Regions from separate parts of the Homo sapiens genome. Here all the other regions are linked to region 2. Evidence: chromatin contacts called from ENCODE Hi-C or POLR2A ChIA-PET data. All regions are on one chromosome and are shown on one strand. The core of a region is the stretch at or near the end of the contact, and the rest is flanking DNA. Distances in the headings are between cores, read along the strand shown.

Region 1 (2,700 bases), core at 60-2,559, 2.0 Mb before region 2:
AAAGTCATCCTGGCCACTCCTGGAGGTGGAAGATTGCTCTGGGGCCCAATGTGACGTGTCTTCACTCTAATCATCAAATATTTTTAAATATTACTCAATAATCTCTAAGAAACTACAAAAAGGGAGGTCATCAATGTGAGTTCTGCCCCCAAAATCACTTAAAGTCCAAACTTGGCAGAGAAGAGAGGCCCCATCACTCTGCACCTGTTCCCTAGCCAGTTCTCACGGCCCAGGGCAATTTCCCCTTTCACTTCCCCTCAAGGGGAATGTACCGCCAAGCACTCCTACCTGGTTTGACATCCCATGTTCATGGCTGGATAATGACAGAGCCCTTCATGAATTCTATGGCATGCAGTATCTTCTGCTCTGCCATGTTCAGGGAGGAGAGAATACACATGCACAGCTGAAATCCCCTAGACAGTTACCATGTATCTATCTCCGTTCAGTGAAACAAGCCTGCAGAATGCTGTGAGCATTCTTTGTTCTTCTTCCTTTTTTGCAGATGTAAGAAAACCTAAGAAAGGGAAGCCATGTCCCTACCAGTAGGAACGCTTTCAAAGGAAGGGAAGGATGTGACAGCTGGGTGCCAGGCATGGTCCTAGAGAAACTGACATCCATTTTGTACTTTAATCCACATCAGGACACTTCAAGGTAGCTGATATTGTCTTCAATTTGCAGATGAGGAAAGAGATTAAAGAAATTAAGTGATATACGTTGGGTCATGTGGATGATAAATCATACACCAGGATTTGAAGTAAGCTTCCTCTGATTCCAGAATGTCTTCTAAGAATCTGCTACACTGCAACGTGCCTTTGGGCTGGTTAGTTACTCCCTTGAGTCCAAGCTTGGTTATCTTCCTTAATAGCTCCCTCTCTGCCCTGGATCCTATTTTTAAAAAACAACAGCTATAAAAAGTTACCCTACCAGATTAAAAAAGTCACCAATCTACAACAATTAAAACAGAACGGTGAGCAGTAAAACAGCAGTTCAAATATAAACTCAGGTGTGTGATAAAAGGAGCATTTCAGATCAATGGAGGACAAGAAGATTGTTCTATAAATGGTATTGGAAAACCTGGTTAGTGAAACAATTAGTAGATGCCCAATAAGTGTTTGTAATTTGTTTTACTGTAAAATTAAATGAGATAACACATGTTCTCCAGCTTCCGCAGTGACTGCTAAGAAAAGAGAGTCAGTGTAACTTTTTGAGGTCTGGACTTCCTAAGTCTCTCATCTAGATAGCACCCAGACCTTCATTCCTTAAAAAAATCTCCTACAATACTTTCAAATTTACAAAGTGCTTTCACTACCCCATTAGTGCAGGGCAGGTGTTCTTATTCTCACTTTCTATATATGGACACTGAGACTCAAGAGAGGTTACAATCGCAGCTGGCGTGGCCGTGTGAAACTTAAAGACGGCTTCCTGGTTCCTCGTGCCATGGTCTTAACACTAAACTCTCTATATATAGTCTCTCCCCACCCCCACCCTCATGTTCACACCACAAAATTTAACAATGGAAAACAAATAACATCAATACTTTACCAAGAGCACAGTAACTAGGTTAATTTCTATGTAATCCCAATCAGTCTTTGCCCATAGCACACATTTTACAACATTATCGTCATAGTTTAATTACAATTTAGTGGCCCATTTTCCCACTTAACAATGCTGTTTACAGTTTTGTAGCAAATGACTGATGTGCATCTTTCCTGTCTCTTGCACACTTCTCTTCTTTAAAGTCATCCATGTAAATCTCCATCTCTAATCCAATTGCTCTTAAATGAATTTCGTTCACTTGAGTGACTGCATTCAGTTGTGTTCCCCTTTACAGGCAGTCATTTATCGCTCTTCCCCCAGCAAGAAGTCCTGTTTCTTTTCCCAATCCATAGGTGACTTTAAATGTTGTTTGGTTTCCTGGGCTTTCAGGATTTCTCTCCTGCAGGTGAACCGCCAGGAGCTCTTCTTCTGCAGGTTCCTGCCTAGGTGTGAGCAGCATAAGGAACTGTCTCTTGCCTTCTTGGAGTTTATGACTATGGCACTCCTGTTAAGGAATCACTCCTCACTCCTTTTTTAACCTGTGGCTTTCCAATTTCACTTCCCCAGGCCAGTCATCACTAAAACCATGACTCACCCCCATGGTTTCCTCTCTGGCAAGGGAGAAATTTCAAACCTGAACATTTTCATCACCGTTATGTATACAGTATGATTCACGGAGACTCTATTAGCGTATTAAGTAAGTCATTATTTTCAATCGTCTACACTGTATGTTAAAAAACAGAGGCATTTTACTGCATACTTAATGTTCTATTCCCCCCATTTAGTAGATGGAAATGGCCTCATAGAAACATATCTGACTCAACCAGTCTCTGTTTGGAAACAATATAGAAAGAGACACAGAAAAGATACATTTTTTGGTCAGTGCCTGTCTTAAATGCTCCATAAGGTCAAGTTCAGTCAACTTGAAATAAGGAGTTATGGGGTCTTAACAAAGTAGCGCTCAAATAGTCTGTCAATAAATATCTATTGAATGTCAGCACCCAACTCTGTAGAAATGGCTGAAGGGAAATGCTGCTAAAAGCCACCTTGTCTGACAAACACATACACTGGCAAAATCTGCCAAAAGAGGGTGACATAAAATGAAGGTTGTAATGTTTTTAAAAGGTTGCTTTTGATCAGGCTATAACTGTAAAGTGCTTTCAC
Region 2 (2,700 bases), core at 145-2,644:
CTTCATAGTCCAAATGCCATCCTGTGGATTTTCCATTTTTTCCTTTCTTCCCCTGTGCCAAGAAGTGTGTTACTATGAGATCATGCTGAGTCAAAATAATAGTAACAGAAGAAGACGATGAGGACGAGGGTGCTGTTGAAACACTCATGGCTGAGGAATTTAATGTTGTAAAGGAAAAGAAACTCTGGCTGACACATATCTAAAGTGAGAGTCCTGTGCTGAGAAAAGCTAAAGAGATTAGCTAAGAAGTGCCTATATTTAGATCTGCTATTGAGCTGGGAAGCGGAGGCACAGTTGTGCTGAAATACCTCTGTACCCCATGAAACAGTGGCTGCTCTGAGCTTCTTGGGTCCCTCTTCCTCTCAATCCTGGTGACTGCAGCCCCTTCCCTGGGACCTCATCCCCAAGATCCAATAACTAAAGGATAACTCGTGGTATAGCAGGGCCTCCGCTGGCATTTGTTCCAATGGGTAAATATTCATGCTATAGTAGTTATTAAATAGTTTGGTGCTCAGTTCTGTGTTTGTGAAAACACTACACACTACATCAGCAGAATAGGCTAGGTTAGCTGCAGAAACAAATGGCCCTACACTCTCAGTGGTTGATGACAGCAAACATTTATTTGCCACTCACACTCCATGACCATCAAGGATCTTCCATGGCTCTGCTTCATGTCTTCTCCATGCTGAGACGAGGTTGCTGGAGCAGCCTGTGTCTGGAGTCATCAAGGGAAAGAGAAGGGAAAGAGAATGAATGGTGGCCCCAGTACTGGCTCGGTAGGTGCCAAGCCTACGTGGCACGTGGCACCTTTGCACACACTTCATTGTCTTATTGCTCTCCAGAGCAAGTCCTTGGCCATGCCTGAGTTAGCAGGGCAGGGACACTTCACGGTGCTGAGTAATACTACCTAGTACACGCACAGCATTTTGAAGGTTCCCCTTGGTGATTTCATTACAATCTTCATCGCTCTTGGCCTGGCTGTCCCCCTTTCTTGTAAATTATTCTTGAGTTAATAGCTGTTCTTTGAGATGTGGTTAGTCATTTACACTGAAGTCAATGTGAAACCCTTCACAAATGTGAGAACATTTGAATATTTGAAGGCTGTAGTCTCTGTAGGGAGTTTCCTTAGGAAGGGTGAAACATTTCACCAGCATCAGCCTGGTCTTTCCTCCAGCTAAAAATGTAAAATGTTGGCATAGAAGAGCTCCTTGATGTGGTTTTGGGGTGGCTTTGCTCCCTGGGTCCCTAGTGATGTGGGAGTAGCCACCGAGGCATGTAAGGCTGGCCACACAGGGTGCACTGCGTCAGCCTGTGCCCGACAGGAAGGGAAGAGAAATACGTCAGTTACTCTAACAAGAAGAATTGACTTCCTTCTCTGCAGAGCCGGCTCTGGTCTCTTCTCTTGAAGCAGATGCGAAGGTAGGATGAGAAGGCATGGCTGGCCGTTGCAGCAGGTCGTTTTAGGAGTGGGGGAGTGGGGTGGGTAGAGATTATAGTTATTGTAACTTTTCTTAAATTTATGACATTGAAAAGGTAGGAAACAAAACATAATAAATTAGATAAAAGATATCTTGTAATTTTATTGAATAACATACATTTAACATTTGAGATAATAATGATTTAAGTGATATGGTGGAAGTGACTTCAGAGTTAATTAAAAACCAAAACAAAACAGAAAAACACTATCCAAAAGCTATATGGTGTGATTTTTTTTTTTAAAGGGTAGAGTGTCATTTGCTTTCTTCTTTGGTTTGCAAATTCTTATACTTACAGTTTATTACTATTTTGCTCTCTCTGAATCGACTTTATTGTTTTGATCATCCGTAATTTCTCGTTTGGAGGTGGAACATAAATATCATTTTGGAATTATAAAAAAGTTAGCTAGGGTCTAATTTAAATTTCTTTTAATTAAGCTTCCTTAATCTCTAAATTGCTTGGTAAGAAAGAGACTATGAGAGGAAAGTGCACATTAGATATTAAAGATTTATTAAATTAGAATTGGGCTGGGTGCGGTGGCTCACGCCTGTAATCCCAGTACTTTGGGAGGCCAAGGTGGGTAGATCCCTTGAGATCAGGAATTTGAGACCAGCCTGGCCAACATGATGAAACCCCATCTCTAAAAAAAAAAAAAAAATACAAAAATTAGCTGGGTGTGGTGGCAGGCACCTGTAATCCCAGCTGCCCAGGAGGCTGAGGCACGAGAATCACTTGAACCTGGGAGGCGGAGGTGGCAGTGAGCCAAGATCCTGCCACTGCAATCCAGCCTGGGCAACAGAGTAAGACTCCGTCTCAAAAAAAGAAAAAAAGAAATTAGAATTGGTGTAGAAAAGATTATTTAGCCAAGATAGTTGGAGATTCTAACTTAGCTGCTTTGCCTAAATGAAGCATAAGGTTTTGGAGTTAAACAGACCCAGTTTAGAGTGTGAGTTTAGGTAAGTTACTTAATCACTCCAAGACTCACTCTCCTCATCTGTAGAATGGGTACATTTACTTCATAATGTGGCAATAAGGATTAGTAGAGATAATGTATGCAAAGTACTTAAACTATCTGGTTCAGAGTAAGAGCTAAATAAATAGTAGCTGTTGGCACAACAGAAAGCATAACAACAATTGTGAGTAGTACCTAGAAGGATATAATAATATTAATTCTCGGCCGGGTGTGATGGCTCACGCCTGTCATCTCAGCACTTTGGGAGGCCT
Region 3 (2,700 bases), core at 178-2,677, 1.2 Mb before region 2:
CATCAGAAAGGAATGTAAGACAGCAGCTCCATCCAGTATTCCCACCTGAAGAAGGTCTTGCCAGGTTAAGATGGCTATTGTGGATAATATACTCTTAGATATAAAATAATTCTCAAGCTAAGCAGATGGTGCTGGCACTTCGTCCCAATGTCTCCCCGCTTTACCTTTCATTAGTCAGATCTGAAAATTAACACCAGCCGGCACAGTGGTTCACATCTGTAATCCCAGCACTTTGGGTGGCTGAGGCAGGCGGATGACCTGAGGTCAGGAGTTCGAGACCAGCCTGGCCAATGTGGTGAAACCCCATCTCTACAAAAAATACAAAAATTAGCCAGGCATTGTGGCTCATGCCTGCAGTCCCAGCTACTCAGGAGGCTGAGGCATGAGAATCACTTGAGTCCAGGAGGTGGAGGTTGCAGTGAGCTGAGATTGCATCACGGCACTCCAGCCTGGGTGACAGAGCAAGATTCTGTCTCAAAAAATAAAATAAAATAAAATAAATTAACACTAATGATGAAACTTTTAAAAGTTGTAGTAAGCAAAGGTAAAAACATAAGCTGTAATAGAAGTTCAGTCCATGTTTAAGTATTTAATCGTGACAACTACATGTATATGTTGAAAATCCTTCTTTAACCTTAGAGTTCTGAAGTTTCTAGAGGTTGGATGGAATTGCTTCCTGCTCTTGAGAAGACTACAACCTGAAATATTCCGTTTGCATGTATATTTTAATACACATACTTTGATAACCTTGTTCTTAAATATATATGCTGAATAGTATCTTTCATCTTAGGACTTTGAAATAATTCATTTATTTGCCTTTTCTCCTCTGACTAAAAAGAGTTATAGTTCATAGTTTCCTCATTCATTCAGACCAGGACTTATTAAATTAGATAATTCCTGATTAGATATTCTATTTCTTAGCTGTGTACATAGTAGGTATTCAGTAAATATTATTGACTTATTTAATGGTTACTTGTGCTCTTCAAATTACACCTGTATATTATGAAGTAGATTTTAGGGTGAATGTATGGGAAGCTATCATTGGTCCAGATTAACTGCTTTTCCCTCTTGTAAATGAATCTATGAAAATTAATCACTTTCTCTTTTCCTGCCTATTCTAATGATCTATTATTGTCTTTAAGCCACCCCAAAACTTAGTGACCCGAAGCAAATTTTGTTCTACTATCTCCTGGTTCTGTGGGTTGACTTGGTTCAGCTGGGCGTTGTCTGGTTAGGCCATTTCATGCAGCTTCTGCCTGATCCTGGCTGCCAGGGCCGTCCGCCCTTGGCTGCCTCCCTCACAAATCTCTCTCGTACGTAGCTGTGACCAGAGCAGCTCAGGGCGGGCCAGCTGTGGCTTCGTCGCAGCAGGGTGGTCTTGGGTAACCAGCCTCTAGGGCCAGTGTTCCAAGAAACCAAGACCAAAGCTGAGCCAGCCTTGAAAGACCCAGGCTTGTGCTTCTGTCACATGCAAGTTCTGGGAGCAGCAAAGAATTTGCAGCCATCTAACCTACCCTGTGACATTCTAAAAAGCAGCGTGTTTTTTTCTCTTTCTCCTTTTTTTTTTTTTTTTTTTTTTTACATTTTAATGGTTGTTTATTGGGTTGAACCAATGAAAAAAAAAGATTTAATTTTCTTTTTAGAAAAACACAAACATGTTCAGTTCTCCTGTTGTGCCATTACATTTTAGATTGTGTTAGTTTCAGATTATACTTAACTTGTCATAAACCAAGTAGAGTACATTTAGGTGCCTACTCTGAAACTAAAAACATCTTAATTTTGTGGTTCTGACTCACTGTTATTTATGAGAGCTTTTCTGAGAATTGTCTCCTTGAGATCAGATCCCTTGGGGGACAGAAAGTCCCTACTGAGTGTGGTAAAAATGCCCAAGCCCATTAAAACAATGGCCACCCCCATAACAATGCATTCTCCCCAGGAACCACACAAAACGGGAAATGAAATAAAATGGATGACTTAGAGTCTTCTTTCCTAGGGAGTCTGGATTGAACCATGGCATCTGGATAGTTAATGCCGTTCTATTTAGCAAGAGATGCTAAAAAAAAAAAAGAAATCTTCAAGGTCAGTCTTCTGTGTAGTGCCATGAGGCTCTCGTTAAAATGTCACGTACCAGGAGATTCTACCCCTGAGGGCAGGTTGGCCTCTGTGCCTTGGTCACTCTCCAGAGGTCTGAACTTGGTAGAGAGAGGTGGGGGCTGGGCGCGATAGCTTATGCCTGTAATCTCAGCACTTTGGGAGGCTGAGGCAGGTGGATCACCTGAGTCCAGGAGTTCAGGATCAGCCTGGCCCACACGGCGAAACCCCGTCCCTACTAAAAATACAAAAATTAGCCGGGCATGGTGGCGGGTGCCTGTAATCCCAGCTACTCGGGAGGCGGAGACACGAAAATCACTTGAACCCGGGAGGCGGAGCTTGCAGTGAGTCGAGATGGTGCCGCTGCACTCCAGCCTGGGCGACAGAGTGAGATTCTGTCTCAAAGAAAAAAAAAAGAGAGAGAGAGATATGGGAAGATAGGCATCTCGCAGGCGGGCCCCACAGCCTGAGAATTTCTTCTACCTTGGCCTGATCCTCAGCTGCCTCTCTGAGCGCACTCATGCTTCTCTAGGGAGGACTGGAGAGGGCCCCTGTGGCTTGCTGTGATGCTGGCTTACCTCTCCCTGGGTAAGTGCAGCTGCCAGCAAT
Region 4 (2,700 bases), core at 30-2,529, 1.3 Mb before region 2:
GGGTTCCGGCGAAGATTAGACAAAGAACATGTGTAACGTGCAAACTGCCCAGTACAGAGAAGGCACCGTTCCCCACAACCCCCTTTGTTGGTTCCCATCTCCCACCACCTAGCCCCAGAACGCCCAGCACCACGCCTCTCCTGCCCTTGTCGCGGGGGATGCAGGGACTTGTAGTTTCTAAGGCCCCGAGTCGTGCTTCTCCTCGGCGCAGGCCTGCGGGCGGAAGAACTACACATCCCAGTGGGCTGTGAAAGGAAAGTGGGGCTCGGGAAATTGAGCATCCCTGCCCAGCTGCCTTCGTTTTCTGCGGCCCCGGGGCTATGCCCACCTCTGCGGGGGCTCGGACCCGCGGCAACGCCTGGGAGGGCGCGAGCGAGCAGAAGCCCCAGGCTCCGGCCGTCCCAGGGCCGCGCCCGCAGCTCCTCCTGGGCTGTCGGGTGGGAAGGGGGGAGGCGCAGGCGGGAGAGGAGAAGCACGCGACCCCTCCGCTGCCGAGGGGGCTCCACGGGGGAATGGAGGGAGAAATAAAGCGAGCAGCTGTAAACGTCCGTGGGGAGAAGTGGAGACCGAAAGAGCTGGGCGGCAGCAACCCAAAACCTGGCCTCCAAGGGCTTATACTCCGGGAGGGAGGCCGGGGCCGGAGGGGACCCTGACCGCTTCCTCTGCCCTTCTTTCTCGGCCCGGAAGCCGGCCGAGCCGGGCCCCGAGACCCTCGCCCGCAGCCCGGTCCCGAAGTCAGGCCGGCCTAGGGCCGCCCCACCCCATCCTGGCACCCGGCACCCCCAGCCCATTTCTCGGGCATCACCAGAGTCCCCGGGCGACGCGACCACGCGCCCAGCTGGGGAGGAGGAAGAAGGGAGGCGCAGGCCGGGGAGGGTCACCTCCGCGCCGCGGCTCCTCAGGTCCCGGGGAGTCGCCAGGAGTGGCTTGCCGGTGGCCGTGGGAATGAGCGTGTCCCGAGGCGGCAGCTGCTGCGCGGGATAAACCCGGAAGAAGCCGCGAGACGGACTGAAGTCGGCCAGGAGCGCACTGCGCGGCGGGGCCGCGGGCGCCCGACCCCATCCCTACTTGGGCGATGCCACAGGGAGCCCCGCGCCTTCCACACCCCAGGGCGCCCGCCCGAGGGGGCTGGGGCTGGAATCTCGCTGCGCCGGTGCCCTGGCTTCGCGGGCGAGGAGGAGGAGGAGCAGGAGGAGGAGCCGCGGGTGAGGCGCGAGGCCACCGCCCACCCGGCCCGGAGGAGGCGGACCCACTCGGAGCGCCGCGCGCGCGCCGGGCTGAGCCTTGCAAACAAGTGTCTGTGCTGTGTCCCCGCGGCCCTCCTCGCGCCGGGGCCGCTTCCTCCGGGTAGGAGGGAGCAAGGGAGCCCTCGCCGCGCGGCCCGCGAGCCGCCGCCGCCCTCGGCCCGCGCATCCCCGCGCGGGGGCCGCGGATTCGACTAGGCTGCCAGGCGCAGCGACACCGGGTCGCGGTGCGAGCGGCGCCCCGGCTCTCGCCGAGAGGCTCCTGACAGAAAAACGTGCGTGGTTGTCCCCACCCCTGGGAGGGGTTGCCGGTGCCGCGCGCGGCCGCCCAGTCGCCAGCGCTCTCTCCTGGGAGGATCCGCTGCCGGAGGAAGGAGTGGACCCAACCTGGCCGCGCCGCAGAAGTGGCTCCCGAGGAAGCCGGCGCCGGGGCCGCCGCCTCGTGTCCCCTCGGGGCGCAGTGCTCGGGGGTCGGCGGGCCAGAGCCGAGGCGCGGCCGGGGAGCCGGGGGCTGCGGGGCCGAGCGGGCAGCCGCGCGAGGGGGCGGGCGCTCGGCGACCCGGGGGCCGGCCGGGCTGAGCCCCGCGCCCCGGGACGCGGGCTGGAAGCGACGGAGGAGTGCTGCCGCGGGCTGCGGACCAGCGCCGTCCCCTCACGGAGCGGGGATTCTGCTATGACAGTTGGGCTCCCCGGAGGGTTAACCTGGGTGTCCTCGGCAAAGTTGTCGCCGAGCCGGGAGCCCGTGTAGGGGCCGCGGCGCCGCGGCTCGGGGGGCGGCCGGGCGGCCGGCGGCGGTCGTGGCTCGGCGGGGCCCGCGCGGCCGGGGGGCTCCTGGGGGTGTGCGCCCCCAGCCGGCTGCCCTCGTGGATGCCTCCCGGCGGCGGCGGGCCCATGAAAGACTGCGAGTACAGCCAGATCAGCACCCACAGCTCCTCCCCCATGGAGTCGCCCCACAAGAAGAAGAAAATCGCGGCCCGGAGGAAATGGGAGGTGTTCCCGGGAAGAAACAAGTTCTTCTGTAACGGGAGGATCATGATGGCCCGGCAGACGGGCGTCTTCTACCTGACGCTCGTCCTCATCCTGGTCACTAGCGGACTCTTCTTCGCCTTCGAGTAAGTGGTGGCGACCGCTCCCCCGACGCCGCACTCCCCTGGTCTCCCCTGTCCCCCGCCCCTCCTCGGGCTGCTTTCGTTTTCTAGAAGTCTTATCTACTGTAAATTGTTATATAATGCCAGTCTGCGCTCCCTCTTTTTTCTTTTAAAGGTCTGATTGCTTTTGGGCCCCCGGAAAGAACGCCGTTCTGGGCTGGGCTTCTGGGAGCAGGGAGGGAAGGGGTCCACTTGCAAGGGGGGCCAGGCCTTGCCAATCCAGGTGGCGGATGGGACCCAGCAGGTGGGGCCGCCGGTCCCTGATCCTTGGGGCGCTCTCTACCGAGTTTGGGGACCCAGCAAATCAG
Region 5 (2,700 bases), core at 160-2,659, 1.3 Mb after region 2:
ACCTCATATATGATGGTGATTTCTTAAGATTATAATGGAGCTGAAAAATCGCTATTGCTTGGTGACATCATTGCTTCTGTAATGTTGTAATGCAACACTTGATTCATGTGTTTGTGGTGCTGCTTGTGTGTACAAGCCTACTGAGCTGCAATCATATAATAGTATAGCATATACAGTTATGTAGAGTACACAATACTTGATAATGATAATAAGCAACTATGTTACTGGTTTATGTATTTACCATACTATACTTTTTATTGTTATTTTAGAGTGTGCACCTATTTATTAAAAAATTAACTATAACACAGCCTCAGGCAGGCCCTTCAGGAGGCATCCAGAAGAAGGCATTGTGACCATAGGAGACGACAGCTCCATGTATGTTATTGCCCCTGAGGACCTCCCAGTGGGACAAGATGTGGAGTTGGAAGACAGTGATATGGATGATCCTGAACCTACATGGGCCTAGGCTAATGTGTGTGTCTGTGTCTTAGTCTTTAATAAAAAGTGAAAAAAAAATTTTAATAGAAAAAAGCTTATAGAATAGGGATATAAAGAAAGTATTTTGTATAGCTGTACAGTATGTTTGTGTTTTAAGCTGAATATTATTACAGGAGAGCCAAAAAGTTACAAAAAAATTAAAAAGTTTATTAAGTGAATAAGTTACAGTAAAGTAAGGTTAATTTATTATTGAAGAAATAAATGTAGTGTTCCCTAAGTGTACAGTGCTCATAAAGTCTATCATAGTGTGCGGTACAGTCCTAGGCCTTCACATTCACTCACCACTCACTCACTGACATCAGAGCAACTTCTAGTCCTGCAGGCTTCATTCGTGGTAAGTGCCCTGTACAGGTGTACCACTTAAATAACTTTTAAAATACCCTTCACTCTGATGTTTGCATAATGACAAAATCGCCTAATGACATAGCCCTGTAGTTAAGTGACACATGACTGTATATACATTCTATCATGTATGTACATATATGACATTATGTTAATATAAAGACTAATACAGCGTAGTTCATAGGAACAAGGTTCATCTTACCTGTGGCTTAGCAGATGTTGGGCACAGTTTTGTGGGCTATGTAAAGTAGGTAGGCTCCAAATTGCCAAAAATAGATTTCTCTGGACTATATTTAAAGCAATCAATGTGGAAGAATTTGAGTTTGGTGCCAGTGGGCTTTGAGCTAGTGGTCTAGCCTGCTGTGAAGGCCTAAACAACATTGTAGGCCAACACACGAGGCCACGTCTGGCTCATTTATATAACTGCTATGGAGGAAAAAGAGGAGAGTCTTTCATCAGTAAACATCTCAGTAGCTAATGGTGCTTTCCCTAATTCTGGGGTTCTTTCTATTACGAGGTGGCAATGAGCTTGCGGTTGTATGTTTGCTGTAAACTCTTTGTCACCCTTGCTTGTCTACACCACACCAGGCTGGAGAGGGAAGCGAGGGCTCAGGTAACGGTGGCAGCAGTTATAAAAATAGCTGAATCCTCTCGGCCACCATCCCCGTTCTGGATTTTCCCTGGCAGAGTTCCAGGCGGTTCCACGTGCTTTCCCTGGCTAGCAGCCAGTTTAGTGCACCCACTACAGCCACTGGTGTGTTTGCTTAAAAATGTTTTTCTTGTTTTCTGATTAAAATATGTGAAATGCTTATCATAAATCATCTGGGAACAGGAAAATAGAGACTTAAAAGTGACCTATATCATAGATAAGTGCTAACACTTTGATGTACTTTTTCTTAGTCTTTTAAAGGGCATGTTTATAATATTGAACATCATTACTGCTTTGTATTCAGGTTTTTGCACCTAAGTTAAGTCATATGCCTTTCCTGTGTCATTAAATATGTTTTTGAAGCATATTTAATGCTAGCATGAAATTACACTCTATGGTCATAGTATGTTTGTCCAGTTATTGGACATTCAGGTTGGTACCCAACTGGCCCACTGGTAGCCAATGCTGCAGTTGCTACTGGGGCCCAGGCCACCCCTGCTGCTGTGCCTCCAGATGAGACTGGAAAGGGCTCCTGCCCCATCAGTGTTCACACTCCTACACATCAAAGTAAAAAGCTCTTTCTTGGTTTCTTTCTGCATCTCTGATCTTATGACATTTCATTAAGCTCATTCTATCAAAAGAATACAAACCTTCTCTCTGAGAACTGGTGAAACTTCCAAAAGCCAATAAAAACAAACTGGTTTGGAAAAGGAGAGAAAGCCTGGGCTGAAAAAAGGCTACAAGGGTGACAACTGAGGCACTGTCTCAATAAGGACACTGTGCAGAAACTTGATGTGTTCAGGCTAAATTTATGCCAGAGCCCACAGTGGGCCACTTCACACCTGTGGCTGTTATTAAAGAAGAAAAATAACAAATGTTGGCATGGATGTGGAGAAATCGGAACCCTCATAGATACCAGTTGCTGGTGGGAATGTAAAACGGTATGGTTGCTGTGAACACATGGAGTGGTTTCTCAAAAAGTTAAACATAGAATTACCATATGAACAACCAGTTTTACTCATAGGCATATACCCAAAAGAGCTGAAAGCACGGACTTGTACACATACTTATACATCAATGTTCATAACAGCATTATTCACAGTAGCCAAAAGGTGCAAACAAACCAAACACGTGTCAACGAGTGAATGGATCAGCAAAATGTGAAATATACAATGGAATATTATTCAGCCTTAGAAAGGAAGTTCTGACAC

What was found. Hi-C counts contacts between places; a loop is a spot of excess contacts on that map. ChIA-PET counts read pairs that join two places held with the same protein, here RNA polymerase II (POLR2A). Pooled maps may share reads with other maps.
Region 1: a pooled map shows a loop between it and region 2 (15-fold over the local background). The contact joins the enhancer-like site here to the promoter of SYTL3 in region 2. A Hi-C loop is called at or near these places in 2 of 37 single-sample maps with no recorded cell type and 7 of 50 pooled maps.
Region 3: a pooled map shows a loop between it and region 2 (7-fold over the local background). The contact joins the enhancer-like site here to the promoter of SYTL3 in region 2. A Hi-C loop is called at or near these places in 1 of 37 single-sample maps with no recorded cell type and 7 of 50 pooled maps. POLR2A ChIA-PET finds 5 or more read pairs at or near these places in 3 of 52 experiments (activated CD4-positive, alpha-beta T cell, activated CD4-positive, alpha-beta memory T cell and activated naive CD4-positive, alpha-beta T cell).
Region 4: a map of CD4-positive, alpha-beta T cell shows a loop between it and region 2 (4-fold over the local background). The contact joins the promoter of ZDHHC14 here to the promoter of SYTL3 in region 2. A Hi-C loop is called at or near these places in 1 of 168 maps with a recorded cell type or tissue (CD4-positive, alpha-beta T cell) and 9 of 50 pooled maps. POLR2A ChIA-PET finds 5 or more read pairs at or near these places in 2 of 52 experiments (B cell and activated CD4-positive, alpha-beta T cell).
Region 5: a loop to region 2 is called in a pooled map, with 11 times the contacts of the local background. The contact joins the enhancer-like site here to the promoter of SYTL3 in region 2. A Hi-C loop is called at or near these places in 5 of 50 pooled maps.

Annotation. Positions count from the first base shown.
Region 1 is chr6:156,697,107-156,699,806 of GRCh38, forward strand. No RefSeq gene overlaps it. Among named protein-coding and RNA genes, the nearest start is that of ARID1B, 79 kb to the right of the region's middle. RefSeq lists enhancers at 1-5, 1,746-1,985. Within about 2 kb of position 1,310, at least 6 of the 41 ENCODE cell types and tissues checked have a DNase peak (open chromatin) inside an H3K27ac peak, as active enhancers do.
Region 2 is chr6:158,648,660-158,651,359 of GRCh38, forward strand. It overlaps SYTL3 (synaptotagmin like 3), which reads left to right and starts at 1,395. Exons shown (of 18, transcript NM_001242394.2): 1 at 1,395-1,419.
Region 3 is chr6:157,463,549-157,466,248 of GRCh38, forward strand. The region is part of intron 1 of ZDHHC14 (zDHHC palmitoyltransferase 14); the gene reads left to right. Among named protein-coding and RNA genes, the nearest start is that of MIR3692, 64 kb to the right of the region's middle. RefSeq lists enhancers at 798-1,298, 1,299-1,799, 2,634-2,700. Within about 2 kb of position 1,428, at least 3 of the 41 ENCODE cell types and tissues checked have a DNase peak (open chromatin) inside an H3K27ac peak, as active enhancers do.
Region 4 is chr6:157,379,911-157,382,610 of GRCh38, forward strand. It overlaps ZDHHC14 (zDHHC palmitoyltransferase 14), which reads left to right and starts at 1,280. Exons shown (of 9, transcript NM_024630.3): 1 at 1,280-2,356. The coding sequence starts at 2,112. LOC124901446 reads right to left here and starts at 1,181. Exons shown (of 1, transcript XM_047419644.1): 1 at 1-1,181. The coding sequence starts at 791. RefSeq lists enhancers at 1-216, 828-1,439, 2,198-2,337 and silencers at 418-497, 658-1,547, 2,058-2,107.
Region 5 is chr6:159,928,567-159,931,266 of GRCh38, forward strand. No RefSeq gene overlaps it. Among named protein-coding and RNA genes, the nearest start is that of MAS1, 39 kb to the left of the region's middle. Within about 2 kb of position 1,410, at least 4 of the 41 ENCODE cell types and tissues checked have a DNase peak (open chromatin) inside an H3K27ac peak, as active enhancers do.